Linked DNA regions of Homo sapiens: region 2 is linked to region 1. A link is a contact called in ENCODE Hi-C or POLR2A ChIA-PET data. All regions are on one chromosome and are shown on one strand. The core of a region is the stretch at or near the end of the contact, and the rest is flanking DNA. Distances in the headings are between cores, read along the strand shown. Region 1 overlaps IGF2R (insulin like growth factor 2 receptor). Region 2 overlaps SLC22A1 (solute carrier family 22 member 1).

Region 1 (7,271 bases), core at 979-3,478:
CTGAGCTGGCCAGCTCCTGCCCCCAGGTCAGAGCCACTAACACTGACGCCTGACGTGAAAATCTGCTTGACCGTCACATGGAGAGTCCTTTCACCCAGCAAAGTGGCGCAAAAGGATGGCATCATACCTGGTACATAGCAGGCGCTTAATAAACTCCTGCATTTATGATGTGAGGAGGGCAGAGGGGTCAGCTGCTCAGTGGGAAAAGGCACCCATGAAAGGTGCCGTTTAATGTTCTACTCATCTTTGGACACAAAGGACCACGGTCCTAGAAGCCGCAGGCACGGGTGATGTGCGAGGGCCTCGGCCTTGGTCAGACAGAAATGCAGGCATTTAAAAACCACAACGCTGGGGACTGCTTCCAGAGAGTTTTGGACTAAGAACCTCGAGCCTTCGCTGCTGTAGGGCTTAAAAACAAATAAATAAAACCCCACAAAACTGACCCCAAGATTAGCTATGGGAGGCATGCATCCACCCGCCCCACCTCGCCCTGCCACCCGCTTACCTCCTCTCCTTCTTGTAGAGCAACAGGGCCAGCAGGCAGCAGGTGAGCGCCACCAGCAGCAGGCTGAGCACCGCGCCGACTGCCTGGCTCCGTTCTGACAGCCCCTTGTGCATCTGCCCGTCGTCCCCGGGATTCTCGCTGTCAAAGCCCACCCTGCAAGGACGTCACAGAAAAGGAGCCGTGTCACAGGGTGGTCCTGCTGCCACAGCCACAACCTGAGACCTGAGTCCCCAAGGCAAGAGCAGCTCTGACTTTCCCAACACCATGTGATTCTTACTCCTGCCCAGAAAACAAGGCCACAAGTCCCACTCCACATGGAAGAGGGCTGCAAAAAGTTCCTGATGATGAGTTTGTGGCAGGGTTGTCAGAAAGCAGACAAGAAGGCACTGCTTCCAGCTCCATGAACTATCATTCACCCAAACACAGAGGAGACAGGCAGGAGGGACGCGGCCCCCTCTAGGTGGCCCAATCCACGGCAGGACTAGGCTGGGGCAGAGGCTGTCCCGAAGCACCACACTTCTCTCCAGGGTCAGAGCTCTTTCCTCTCAGAATTTCTTCTGGAAGCAGTGAGCGCAGCCCACCATGAGACACCATCTCCACACGAAAGGGGCCCAGGGGGCCTTAGAAACAGGCCAGGACGGGGCCCAGGGGCGGCCACAGACCAGGGTGGGGCCCAGGGAGCAGCAGAGCCCAGCACAGCCCCCGACGGGTCTCCTCTCTCCAAGCCTGCTCCATCCCAGGAGAAGGCTCTTGAGCACACCAGCTGCCTCACCAGCGGAGTTCACCATTCCCACCCAAGACCCACATGCACACTTGTGGGAAAAAGCAGTGCGTTTCCATGACATCGAACACTCAAGCAGAGTTGGGACAATAATAGAAAATGAGAAACAACCACGGAGACTTCCCTTTGCGCTTAGGGAGCAAGATGACACTCAAGAGTGTAACGACTTGACACTTCTAATCTCTCTGGCCCTCTGTCACTTGGGGCCACACACACAGGAACAGGATCACATAAACAGAAATTCCTCCTGTGCTGCTGGTGATAAGAGGCAACCCCAGCGGGGCGCATCTTGTGCTGCTGAAGATGCCGGCTGCTCAAAGAACTGAGGTTGAGGGCAACAGGCCAACCCGCGGCCCAGCCGCAAGGGCTGCCGCTCTCAAAGTTCAGCTTAAGCCAAACAATCTAAAACATCAGCAAGACAAGAAACCACAGGGACAGCCTGGCGTCCAGTTCTAGGTGGGCCTGCAAGGGTTGACCTCTGCTCAGAAAGAAGCACCACCACACTCCACAGACAGGTCTGAGAGCTATGCAGACCTCTCCCTCCAAGCCAGAAACCCACTCACCCAGAAGCAGCTCCAGCCACTCAGGACCACTCGAAATGCATCCAAGAGACACATCATCACTCAGTTCTAAGCGTATTTTACTTTCTACCTTTGATTTCTTCTTTGGACCATAGATTATTCAGAAGTGAGTTTTAGTCTTCAAACGTATTTCTATTTTTCAGTTGTTTGTTCTTGGTTCCTAACTTAATTGCATCATGTATGTAGTTAATTGCATCAGTCAGAAATCTGCTGACTTAGGCCGAGCACAGTGGCTCATGCCTGTAATCCCAGCACTCTAGGAGGCTGAGGCAGGTGGATCACCTGAGGTCAGGAGTTTGAGACCAGCCTGGCCAACATGGTGAAACCCCATCTCTACTAAAAATACAAAAATTAGCCAGGAGGTAGTGGCACACGCCCATAATCCCAGCTACTCAGGAGGCTGAGGCATGAGAATCACTTGAATCTGGGAAGCAGAGGTTGCAGTGAGCCAAGATCGCACCACTGCACTCCAGCCTGGGCAAAAGAGCAAGTCTCTGTCTCCAAAAAAAAAAAAAAAAAAAAAAAAAAAAAAAAAAAAAAAAAAAAAAAAAAAAAAAAAAAAAAAAAAAAAAAAAAAAAAAAAAAGGGAAATTGCTGACTTGCCTGCTTTGTGGTTAATTTTTGCTAAAGTTTTCTAAGTGTTTGATGTAAGCTTGGGCAAACAGTGTTCTCCCAACGCAGGGAACAGTGTTCTGCGCATGTCTATTAAATCTTGCTTTTCACTGTGCTGTCTCAATCTTCCAAAAAAAGCTTTACTCTTTGTCTACTCAACCCAGCAATCACTAGGCTTGTTTCTTGTGTGTGGTTTTGTCAATTTCTGCTTTACATATCAAGGCTTTTTTATTAGGTAGATGGAAGTTTAGGATTCTTGTATCTTCCTAGGAAATTAGCCCTTTTAAAATTATAATGACCCTCTTTATTCTTTATCCCTAATATTTTTCTTTAATATCCTATTTTATCTTATATTAACATAACTACTGCAGCTTTCTTTCAGATTATTTTCTGGTATATCTTTTCTTCTCCTTTGACTTTGGTCTTTTCTGTATCCTTGTTTTAGGCATGTTCCCTGTAAACAGAGTTGTTTTTGAAATCCAGTTTGACAACTTGTTTTTTAGCTGACAAGTTTAGTCAAGCTATACTTATGATTATAGATATATTTAGATTTATTTCTACCATACTGGGCTGAAATTTCTACTTATCTGATTTTTGTTTTATTTTTCTCCTTGCTTGTCTTCTTTGGGGATTTAAGTATTTTTACTTCTCCTTTTCTTCTCCGCTGTTTTGGAAGTTACATACTATATTTATATTATTTTAGTGGTTATTCTTAAAATACTGGCATGCATACTAAGACAGGAAGTCTAACAGTATGTCTTCCAAACAATTAGGAACTCTACCTTTTCTTCCTTCCTTCATTTCTTTCAAGAAAATGGTTTTACTTTCATATGATGCTATCACTGTAAGAAATTTTAAAAGCTGGGAACTCTGCCACCCCTCTCAGCTTAGACACCACTGTTGTCCAGTACAGTGTGTCCTCATAGGGTCGCTGACAGTTTCCTTCAAACTGCAACCTTCCGTGAAGCGACTATGGGAGGTCCTCGAATGACATCATTTCCTTCAAAACTGTCTCATTATAAAGTTGATGAGGCCGGGCACGGTGGCTCACGCCTGTAATCCCAGCACTTTGGGAGGCTGAGGCAGGCGGATCACAAGATCAGGAGATCGAGATCAACCTGGCTAACACGGTGAAACCCCGTCTCTACTAAAAATACAAAAAAATTAGCCGGGCATGGTAGCGGGCCCCTGTAGTCCCAGTTACTTGGGAGGCTGAGGCAGGAGAATGGCGTGAACCTGGGAGGCAGAGCTTGCAGTGAGCCGAGATCGCGCCACTGCACTCCAGCCTGGGCGAGAGCGAGACTCTGTCTCAAAAAAATAACATAACATAACATAACATAACATAACATAACATAACATAACATAAAGCTGAGGAAAAAAAACTGGTTTCATTATACATCATTTCACATAAAGTTGCAGTTTCCAAGAACCTATCGATGATATAAAGTGAGGATTTAAAGTATTTTAACCTTTCTTGAATTATTTTCTAATACAACAAATTAGCCTCCCCTAAAGCTTTTACAGTCTTTTCTTTGTATCTGCTCTCCTGGTATTTCATAAGTGGGTGGGTCTTGTCATCAATAACTGTGCTGGGCACATAGCCTGCCCCTTCCATCTGTAGATGCCTGTCTTTTAGCTTTGTGTAAATTTTTTGACTTTAATCAAATATTGTGAAAGAACCATTTTTGTAAAGTAGGAGGAAGGTGTAAGACAGCTCTATCTTCATCTACTATTGCAGGAAGTCAACAGATGAGATATAGGATGTTAATTTAAAATACTGAGGTAAATTCCAGAAGAAATAGCTAAAAGAACTAAAAATGGTAATCTATTAGGGCGAACATTGCTACCTGTTTGTTATAGTTACATGATTTTTTTTCCTGAGATCTAGTCTCGCTCTGTCACCCAGGCTGCAGTACAGTGACGCCATCTCGGCTCACTGCAACCTCCACCTTCCAGGTTCAAGCAATTCTCCTGCCTCAGCCTTCTGAGTAGCTGCGATTACAGGTGTGCACCACCACACCTGGCTAATTTTTGTATTTTTAGTAGAGACGGGGTTTCACCATGTTGCCCAGGCTGGTCTAGAACTCCTGACCTCAAGTGATCCGCCCACCTTAGCCTCCCAAAATGTTGGGATTACAAGCGTGAGCCACCGCGTCTGGCCATATTTACATGATTCTACAATGTACAACACTGATAACATTTGGGGAAAAAAAAATCTCAGGCACTATTCCACGTCACCCCCGGGTGGTACCTGCATCCCTCAAAATCCACCATCTGAGTTTTTGCTCTTGGTTTCAACTTCTGTTTCTTTTTTTTAAAGTCCTTATTACCTTGTCAGTGTGTTAAGGGATTTAAACAGCTCCCAATCCTGATGTTCTGAACATCATGAAACCGAGGTTTCCTGGAGAATCTTCCTCTCTGGTTTTAGAGTCAAACACCAAAGCCCTATAAACAGTGCTTTTCCTACTCACAGAAGTCGAACTCTAAACATTCAACATGGACGGGATCCTAGCCTGGCCTGGTCCCTCAAACCCACACAGAAGACCAGCTGCCATGTCAGGAGGCAGGATTCATCTCATGGCAGCTGTAGCCTCTCCATGACAGAGAATGCAGGGAAAGTTCACTTCTGGGTTTTATCTTTTATAAAAATTCACATTTTGCTTCTTTCAGGAAGAACTTCCAGTTTCAATCCTTTCATTTTGTAATGACGTCACCGGAACACCATAAACATTCAAAAGCTGAAAATACCACAAGTGAAATTTCAACCAAAAGCCTCTTTCCCTGACTGTGCAGCTGAGGATCCCTAAGTACACAGGCCTGAACAGCACAGGACAAAGCTGGTTTTTGCTGAGCTCATGTCCACTGTTAAGGGTGGGCAGGGGGAGTGCTGATTTAAGATGTAAAATGTGTGATCTTCATTCCCCCATGACCCCCACCACTGTCGTCTGCTGACTCTACGGTCCCTTTTTCAGGACATGAAGGAAACAATTACATGGCAAGAATTCATGTTCCCCCAATCTTAAAGTCTCAGGACAGAGAATGAAAAGCTTATGTAAAATGGTGGGCCAGGCCGGGCATGGCAGCTCACGCTTGTAATGCCAGCACTTTGGGAGGCCAAGGCAGGCAGATTATCTGAGGTGAGGAGTTCAAGACCAGCCTGGTCAACATGGTGAAACCCCATCTCTACCAAAAATACAAAAATTAGCAGGGCATAATGACACATGCCTGCAATCCCAGCTACTTGGGAGGCTGAGGCAGGAGAATCGTCTGAACCAGGAGGCAGAGGTTGCAACGAGCCAAGACCGCACCACTGCACTCCAGCCTGAGTGACAGAGCAAGAGTCCATCCCAAAAAAATAAAAAATAAAAATAAATATAAATACAATGATGGGTGGGGGTAACATAAGAAGAAAATAAATCCAAGAGGAAAGCAACTGACAACATGTTATTCGTGGCAAAGTATAAAACGGCTGTGGGACACAAGACAACCAATGGAGGTGCCACCTTCCTTCAGAGCAGAAACTGCTCCCTCTGTTCTCATGCTGATTCTCAAAATCTGGAGAGTAAGCTTTTCATTCATTCAAACAAACGTAAAAATACTGCACTCAAATCAAAGTAAAAATACTGCACTCAAATCAAAGTGAAACTTTACCAAACAATCATTTGTATTACGACACAAAAGATGTTCCAGGATTACACAGAGGAGGCACCACCAGTACTTGCCTCCCAGGAGCTAAGGAGAGGGAGGCAGCAATGGGAACAGGGTAGAGGGACAGAGCTGGGGTGCCCTGACTGGACCCTATTCGGGGCATGGTACACACAAAGGAAACAATGGCACTGCTGCTGGGGGTGGTGGGAGGTGACGCAGCCATGGACCAAAAATCAGTGGCAGGATGCTGACAAGCAACGGAGCGGGGCACTGACTATGTGGGGTCCGCTTCTATCATTTTCTCTATTTTTTGGTGCATGTTCTGAATATTTCACAAGAAAACATTGGGGAAAAAACACACATACACTTATTCTTAAGGGAAGATGTGGGGTACAAGTGCTAAGCTTCCGGATGTCATACTCACCCCAGAGGACACACGGCTGAGGTGTACCAAGAGAAGAGGTACTGGCAGTCGGCAGTCTCGTGACTGAACTCGGGGATCCCGTCCTCCACCAGAGGGTCACAGTGGAAGAAGATGGTGGAAGAAACAGACTTGGTCTTATCCTTTCCGCACTTAGAGGAAGAGGCAAACACGACATCGAGATCGCCGTCTGTCAAACGGGAAGGGCACACATGGCATGTCACCATCATTTTTCACGAGCAGACTGAGCTTAGCTCCTTACGGTCTAAAAAGTTTGCAAAGACTTAAAATCAGGCAGAAGAGACTTCATCCCACGTCCCACAGGCACTCTGTTCACAGCTTACGAGGCCACTCGATGCACATGGATAGAGCCCTGCCCTTAGTCAGCATGCAGTAAAGAATTTTTGTTTTGTTTTAACCACGAGTATTTATTGATGGACTGAAGACACAATTTTAATGGAACAATAAGGCACAACCGTGGATTAAAACAGTCTGCTGTACAGCCAAAAGAAGGGAAAAGCTACAATTTTAGGAACTTTAAATATGCAAATCAAGGAGCCTCTGAAGTATCTAACAGATCAGTATCAGATATTCTTCCCTTTCTATATAATTCCTGTATTACATCACTCAATCACAAAGTCCAACTGACACTTCATAAAGAATTCCTCATTCATTTATATTTGAGCCATCCAGCCTGGCTACTCCCCTGTTCTCCACTGTTTT
Region 2 (7,271 bases), core at 3,447-5,946, 40 kb before region 1:
TCAGAATCCCTCTGAAGGAAGCCGTTCAAATGTCCCTCAAGTGGTGAATAGCTAAACAGTGTATGAATTGTGGCACACTGACATTCACATGCTGGAGTACTATACAGCAACAACAAGCAAAACACTGATACATCCAACAAGTGGGTGAGTTTCATCATGCTAAGTGAAGGAAGCCAAACACAAAAGGTGACGTGCCCTATTATTACATTTACAGCTCATTCTGGAAAAGCTAAAACTGCATGGTCTGGAGGTGAGAAGAAAAGGGTATTAACTGCAAAGAGACATGAAGAACCTTTTGGGGGTGATGGAAATATTCTCTATTTTCATCATGGCAGTGGCTAAATGACTATATATACGTGTGTGTGAGTGTATGTGTGTGTGTGTGTCGTCAAACTAATCTAACTGCATGTTAGAAGCAGTGAATTTTACTCTGTCAATTGTACCTCAATAAACTTGATTAAAAAAAAAAAAGTTCTTCAGCACCAAAAGAAAAGGCAACAAAAGTAAAAAGAGATAAATTAGACTACATCACAATCAAAAACTTCTGTGCATCAAAGGTCACAATCAACAGAATGAAAAGGTAACCTATGGAATGGGCTGAAATATTTGCAGATTTTGTACCTGATAAAGAGTTAATCTCCAGATTATATAAACCATTGCTACAACTCAAGAACAACAAAACCAGTTCAAAAATGGGGAAAGGACTTGAGTAGACATTTCTCCAAAGAAAATACACAAATAGCCAACAAGCACATGAAAAGATGATCAACATAATTAATCATCAGAGAAATCAAAACCACAATGAGATAACACTTCAAACCCATTAGGATGGCTACTATCAAAAAGACCAACAGAAATTAACAAGTGTTGGCAAGGATGTGGAGGAATTGGAACCTTTGTGAACTGTTGGTGGGAATGTAAAATAGTGTAGCCGTTATGGAAAAAAAATACAGCCGTTCCTTCAAAAAACTAATAATAGAATTAGATTATGATCCAGTAATTCCACTTTTGGATATTCCACCCCAAAGAATTGAAAGATATCTTGAAGAGATATTTGTACATTCATGTCCATAGCAGTATTATTCACAATAGCCAAGAAGTGGAGCATCCCAAGTGTCCATTGACAGATGAATGGATAAACAAAATGTGGTATATATGTACAATGGAATATTACTCAGCCTTTAAAAAGAAGACAATTTTGGCACATGCTACAACATACATGAACCTTGAGGCCATCACACTAAGTGATCTAAGCCAGTCATACAAAGACAAATACTATATGATTCCACTTATATGAGGTACCTAAAGTAACCAAACTCATAGAAACAGAAAGTAGACAGGCGGTTGTCAGGAGCTGGAGGGTGGAGAGTATGGGGAGTTACTGTTTAATGAGTACAGAGTTTCCGTTTTGCAAGATGAAGAGTTCTGGAGCTTGGTTGTGTGAAGGTACTTAACACTACTCAACTGTACACTTAAAAGTGGCTAAGATAGTAAATTTCATATTATGTATATTTTACCACAATTTTGAAAAGTTCCTCAGTTTACAGAACAGTAATGTGCCATAATGGAAAAACCACAGGGTTCCAGGTCAGGAAGATGTGGTCCTTGCCCCAGCCCTGCTTCTTTCTAGCTGTCTGACCCCTACAACGCTTCTTTCCCTTTCTAAATCACAGCTTCCTCATATGTAATATGGGGATGATCATACCCAAGAACAAATTTAAGGGAATCACATGTATGGAAATACTCGCGTATCACTATACAAATGTCAGCTGTTTAAGAAAATGATGCCCAGAAGTGTCAATGAAATGGCTGATGTTTATACAATCAATTAGTGCCAAGGACAGGGCTACAACACAGGTTTCCCAAGTCCCTGTCCAGTACCCACTTCTCTACACCTTTTGTTCTTGTACTTGTTGTATGTACAGAACAACTTTGACCCCATCCATCAGCTCACAGGGTCCCCTTTCACATTCTCTGCTATAATTATGGGTTGACCCTCTCTTGATGCTTAACCCCATCTCTCTGAACGTGATTTCTTAACAATGCCACTCAATGTCCAAACTGAGCAATGCTTGGCTGCATCTTTAGGAAGCACCTTGGAGATGTTGGTTCCCACTGAGCTGGTGGGTTCACAGCCATTTCACTGGCTACCCCTGTTCCATGCACTCACCTGACGAATGTGGGGTACAGCTCAGCATTCACCAGGCAGATCATTTGTATTGCAATGGTGATTCCCATTCGGCCAACACACATGATTATGATGTTTAACCAGTGCAGGTCTGGAAAGGAAGTACAAAGAGGGTGTGGGTGGTGGATGGGGGCTTCGTTCCCTGAGTTACTGTGAGAGGCCATGGTGGGTCATGCTTGGACTATTAGAGCTGGTGGGGCCTGGAAGTTTGTCTTATCTAACTTTTTCATTTTTAGATAAGTAAACTGAGTCTCAAGAGATTTGGGGAGTTGACGATGACATATTCAAGAAGACTCCATTGAACAGGGGAAAGAATGGGCTTTTTGAATCTCAGCTTGGTTTCCTGGGCTGTAAAATGGGAATAATGACACCCAGCTTATAGATCATCATGAGACTTAGAGCTGATGTATGTCAAATGTCCACTGTGACCACAGAATTTTAAAGTTGGCTTTTTATTTATTATATGATAGTATCCATTCTAGTTCAGTGCCTGAAACACAGAAAGCACTCAATAAACATAATCCCTCTAGTAGTAGTTCTCAAACTAACAAAACAGATTTCTAATCCTCAATTTAATATTTGTTTCCAATACAGTTTTAACCAAAACACCTTTCATAATAGTCTCAGAGGCTGAGAATGAGGGAAGCGAGCCCTTGTTTCACGCTGGCAGGCTGCTGTGGGGTTCTCGACCACCTGAAGGCCCAGAAAGCCCTCTCCCTATTGAGAATGATCAAAGAATTTGGCTTCATTGGAAAGAAGCTCAGATCCTTAATAACCACCATCATCTGCTCTGCATGGGTTACCCCCAGCACTGAAATGCAAGTAACCCTGTGACACACCAGCTCACTATAAAGGCCTCTGGGGTCACAGACACGATGTCAGCTTGACCCTTGTCCCCAGATACTGGCTATTTATGGAAATCTTGTATCATCTCACTCAGCCAGTGTGAGGGTCCAAATGAGAGTGCCCCTCACCCGTCTCATGGGTGCAACACAGTCTCTCTGCCTCCTGGAGCTCTCAGCCCTGATAGAGAAGCCAAGCTGAGCCTTCTGTTAAGGACCACACCTCATCTAGCTTCTAAAAGATAAAAGGCAAGGAGTTCACTCCAATGCCTCGAGGGAGGTCCTCATTCACAGGTCTTTAGCCTGGTGATGCTTGACCAGAGGTAAACAGCATCCCTGGCCTCAGAGAACTGAACATGCCTCCACTCTGCACCCCCAGGGCCGCTCATCACAGCAGCCAGAGGGACCCAGTTCAGACTGGAGTTGGGTCAAGTCCACCCCTGCTCAAAGCCACCAGTGGTTTCCTACCACTCTTGGGATAAAGTCCACAGCTGGCTACTTCCCAACTCACTCCACGCCTCACTCCACTGCTCCCCACGAGCTCGCCTGACCCTTGTCCCTAGATCCCGAGCAGTCCCTCCAATGCCACATTCTTCTCACCCCAAGGGCCTTGCACGTGTCAGAAAACTCTCCCCAGATTTTTACATGGCTCTTCCCACTTCATTTAGGCCTCTTCAGGCCTCCCGTGCCCATTGTAGAAAGCACTGACATCCTTCTCTTTTCCCTCTGGAATGTCAGCTCCATGGAGCAGGAACTCTCTCTGCTTCGCTCATGGTTGAAATCCTAGGACCTAGATACCTGCCAGCCATATAGAAGGCCTGGAGATATTTCCTGCGGGTTGAATGAATGACTGTCCTAAAATGTGATAAGGACTAAGACAGAGGGACGAGGGGAGGACAGGAGCTGGGAGGAGGGGGCTGGGGAGGGGACGATGCCTGGGCTCTGTCCAGGTGACAACTGAATGGACTTAGCCCTCGATGGCCCTCCTTCTTGGCACTCAGTGCTGTGAACTTTTTAAAAGTATGCCCATCCATCACATCTTACCCAGGATTCCAGAAACAGAGAGATTGGGAAGAAAGTGAGCAAAATCTATTTCAGATCCATGCTGCCCCTTTTCCTGTGTTCTCTGTTCTTTCTCCATGAAAAAAAGGGAAAAGAAAACTGAGCTTTCTTTCCCCAACCCTTTTTCTTTCCAGCCTGATCTACACAGCCTAGTTCTTGGGCATACAGATTTCACAGAACAGTCTCTACAATACCCTGCACGAAAGCCTGCCAAAATGACTCACTAAATCAGCAAGTGCAGAGCACACGCAGTAAAAACTGAGAAAAGAGCAGATCTGCCCTTGTATTTATTTTACAACATATCCAAGAGCAATGAATGTGAAAGGCAATTTACGTACTCAAATTAAAACTGACTGAAGTTAATCTGCTTTAGGTTTAAATGTAGCTTGGTTTATCTTTGATTGTAAGAATTACAGACTAAAGTATACATCCACCAAAATGGCCACTCTTAAAAAGATGAGCCAGATCAAGTGTTGGGAGGATCTGGAGTAATCGGAGCTCCCATGTGTTCCTGGGAGGAGTATAAAATGGTCTAACCACTTTGGAAAGCTGTTTGGCAGTGTCTGCTAGAGCTAAACATATGCCTCCCTGGGACCCAGCAAGTGTACTCACAGACCTGTACCCAAGGGAAATGAAAGCATGTGCCTGCCCAAAGATACGTGCAAGGATGATTTTAGTCCCAATAAGTGGCAAACATTGGAAGCAACACAAGTGACAATCAACAGTGGAAGGGATGCAGAGTGTCATATTCATACAGTGGAATCCTACACAATAATTTTGTTTGAAGTACCAACTACACTCTCATGTGACAACATGGGTGGGTCTCATAGGTGCAATGATGAATGGCTCATGCCTATAATCCCAACACTTTGAAAGGCTGAGGTGGGAGGATTGCTTGAGCCCAGGAGTTTGAGACCAGCTTGGGCAACATAGTAAGACCCCATCTCTACAAAAAATAAAAACATTAACCGGGCATAGTGGCTCACGCCTGTAGTCCCAGCTACTGAGGAGGCTGAGGCGGGAGGATCCCTTGAGCCCAAGAGTTCAAGGTTGCAGTGAGCTGTGATTGCACCACTGAACTCCAGCCTGAATAACAGAGCAAGATTCTGTCTCAAAACACAACAACAATAACAAAAACAGTATATTTGGTATGGTGCCATCTATATGAAGCTCAAGAACAGGCACAATCTGTGCTGACAAAGGGCAGAGTAGTGGTGACCTTGGAGGGGTGGCAGGGGTTGTTGTGAAGGAGCCTGAGGGAGGCTTTGGAGAAGTTGGAAAGGTTCCCCATCTTTACGTGGATCATGCTGCCCGGGTGTACACATTTTTAAAAACTCATGGAGTCATGCACTTATAGTTTGCTGATTGTATGTATGTTAAAACTCAATTTAATTTTTTTTTTTTTTGCTGTTTTTGGGGGTTTTTTTGTTTGTTTGTTTGTTTGTTTTTTGGGAGATGGAGTTGTACTCTGTCTCCCAAGCTGGAGTGTGCGATCTCGGCTCACTGCAACCTCCGCCTCCTGGGTTCAAGCAGCCTCCCAAGTAGCTGGGATTACAGGCGCCCGCCACCAAGCCCGGCTAATTTTGTATTTTTAGTAGAGATGGGGTTTCACCATGTTGGCCAGGCTGGTCTTGAACTCCTGACCTCAGGTGATCCACCTGCCTTGGCTTCTCAAAGTACTGTGATTACAGGCATGAGCCACTGTGCACGGCCCCTCAATTTAAAATCTAAAAAAACTTTGTAGACAAAGGTAGCACCTCATCTTTGTTCTCATTCCAGAGGCTTATCAAAGAGTCACAACACTTTCCCCACACTTCGATTGCCTGGGAAATGATGAAAGCAGACAACTTACCAACTTACCAGGTGAGATAAAAATCATGACGAGGCAGGCTGCCCCCGCCAACAAATTTGACATGGCCATGGGGTAGATGCGGCCCACGCGGTCAATGGTGATGAGGGCTATGAAGGCCCCCGGGATTTCGACCAGAGCGGAGTAAAGGAAATCCAGGTAGAGGTTCCCGCTGGTGGCGCCCATGTGCAGGATGAGCCCCTGATAGAGCACAGAGTCCGTGAACCTGAGCCAAGAGGAGGTTTCAAGTCAAAGGCATGAGTCAGAGACTGAAGAAAAAAAAAAAAAAAAAAAGCCCCTCGCAGATGGAGAAAGAGCATGAATCACTGGGTTTAGAATGCCCTAGAGCAATATGAGAAGAGGGGAGTAAAAATGAGAAAGAGTGTCCTAGAAGGGCCCCAATGATACATTTTTTTCATGATAGATGTGAGAGTCTGACTTGTAGGATATGCCTCCAAGTCTCCTGGAGACTGCACGTGAGGATGGCTACTGTTCACTGCAGATTTAAATGTCTGGTTCTGCACCAAGCCCTGCACGTGCGTACCTCATCTGACACCCCAACAGGCCTACGAGGAGGTGGGCAGGAGAGACCAGGAAGTAAGGGGCCAGGTGTCGGATTGCTTTATGAGCTGTGTCACCTTGAGGAAGTTAACTAACCTCTCTGGGCCTCAGTTCCCTCGTCTGTAAATGGGATTGTAATAGTACCTCCCACATCTGTTTGTCTTGAGTACTCACTGAATTAGCGTACAAAAGTGCCAATTATAGTTCCCAGCACACAGTATGCACTCAGGGCACTCAGAAGACTCAGGGCACAACAGACAGAGGCATGGGCCAGGTCTTTCCAACCGCACCATGGCATTCCCGGCCCTTTACTGTGCTGTCCTTAGTGGGCGCTATTGATTCACCTACGCTCTTCCATTCACTGCACACCCCCTCCGTCCATATTTGAGAAAATGTAGCAACATTACAGCATATGGCACACAGACCCGAGGCCTAGCTAAATCACTCTCACCTGAGCCAAAATGTAGGGTGCCTCATGTGTCACTTCGGGGGGAAAATATCATTTGGAAGCTAGAAAGCTTTTACAGTCATATTTACATTGTGAGAACAGATTTGGGTCAATAAGAAATTACTGTCTCATCCCAGCATGCAGATTGCCTATCAGCTCCAAAACTGAGATGAAAATGCATGTTGCTAAGGAATGTATCCTTCTTTGATAAAATTTCGCCTAAAGAAGCATTGGGATGCTTTTGTTTCTAGTCCTAAATTATTCCTGATTGGACAAAGGGTCAAGAGAACAAGAAACAAGGTGCTTGCCTGCAACTCAAGG

Evidence for each region. A loop is a pair of places that touch in the nucleus more often than their neighbours do. ChIA-PET counts read pairs that join two places held with the same protein, here RNA polymerase II (POLR2A).
Region 2: a map of ascending aorta shows a loop between it and region 1 (2.3-fold over the local background). The contact joins two enhancer-like sites. A Hi-C loop is called at or near these places in 2 of 168 maps with a recorded cell type or tissue (ascending aorta and posterior vena cava). POLR2A ChIA-PET finds 5 or more read pairs at or near these places in 1 of 52 experiments (MCF 10A).

The regions. Positions count from the first base shown.
Region 1 is chr6:160,095,906-160,103,176 of GRCh38, reverse strand. IGF2R (insulin like growth factor 2 receptor) reads right to left here. Exons shown (of 48, transcript NM_000876.4): 45 at 6,552-6,738; 46 at 506-658. It also overlaps the pseudogene CHP1P2. Among named protein-coding and RNA genes, the nearest start is that of SLC22A1, 22 kb to the left of the region's middle. Within about 2 kb of position 2,228, at least 3 of the 41 ENCODE cell types and tissues checked have a DNase peak (open chromatin) inside an H3K27ac peak, as active enhancers do; they include ascending aorta, where a contact is called at or near this core.
Region 2 is chr6:160,138,549-160,145,819 of GRCh38, reverse strand. SLC22A1 (solute carrier family 22 member 1) reads right to left here. Exons shown (of 11, transcript NM_003057.3): 7 at 5,953-6,167; 8 at 2,171-2,279. Among named protein-coding and RNA genes, the nearest start is that of SLC22A1, 20 kb to the right of the region's middle. Within about 2 kb of position 4,696, at least 8 of the 41 ENCODE cell types and tissues checked have a DNase peak (open chromatin) inside an H3K27ac peak, as active enhancers do; they include ascending aorta, where a contact is called at or near this core.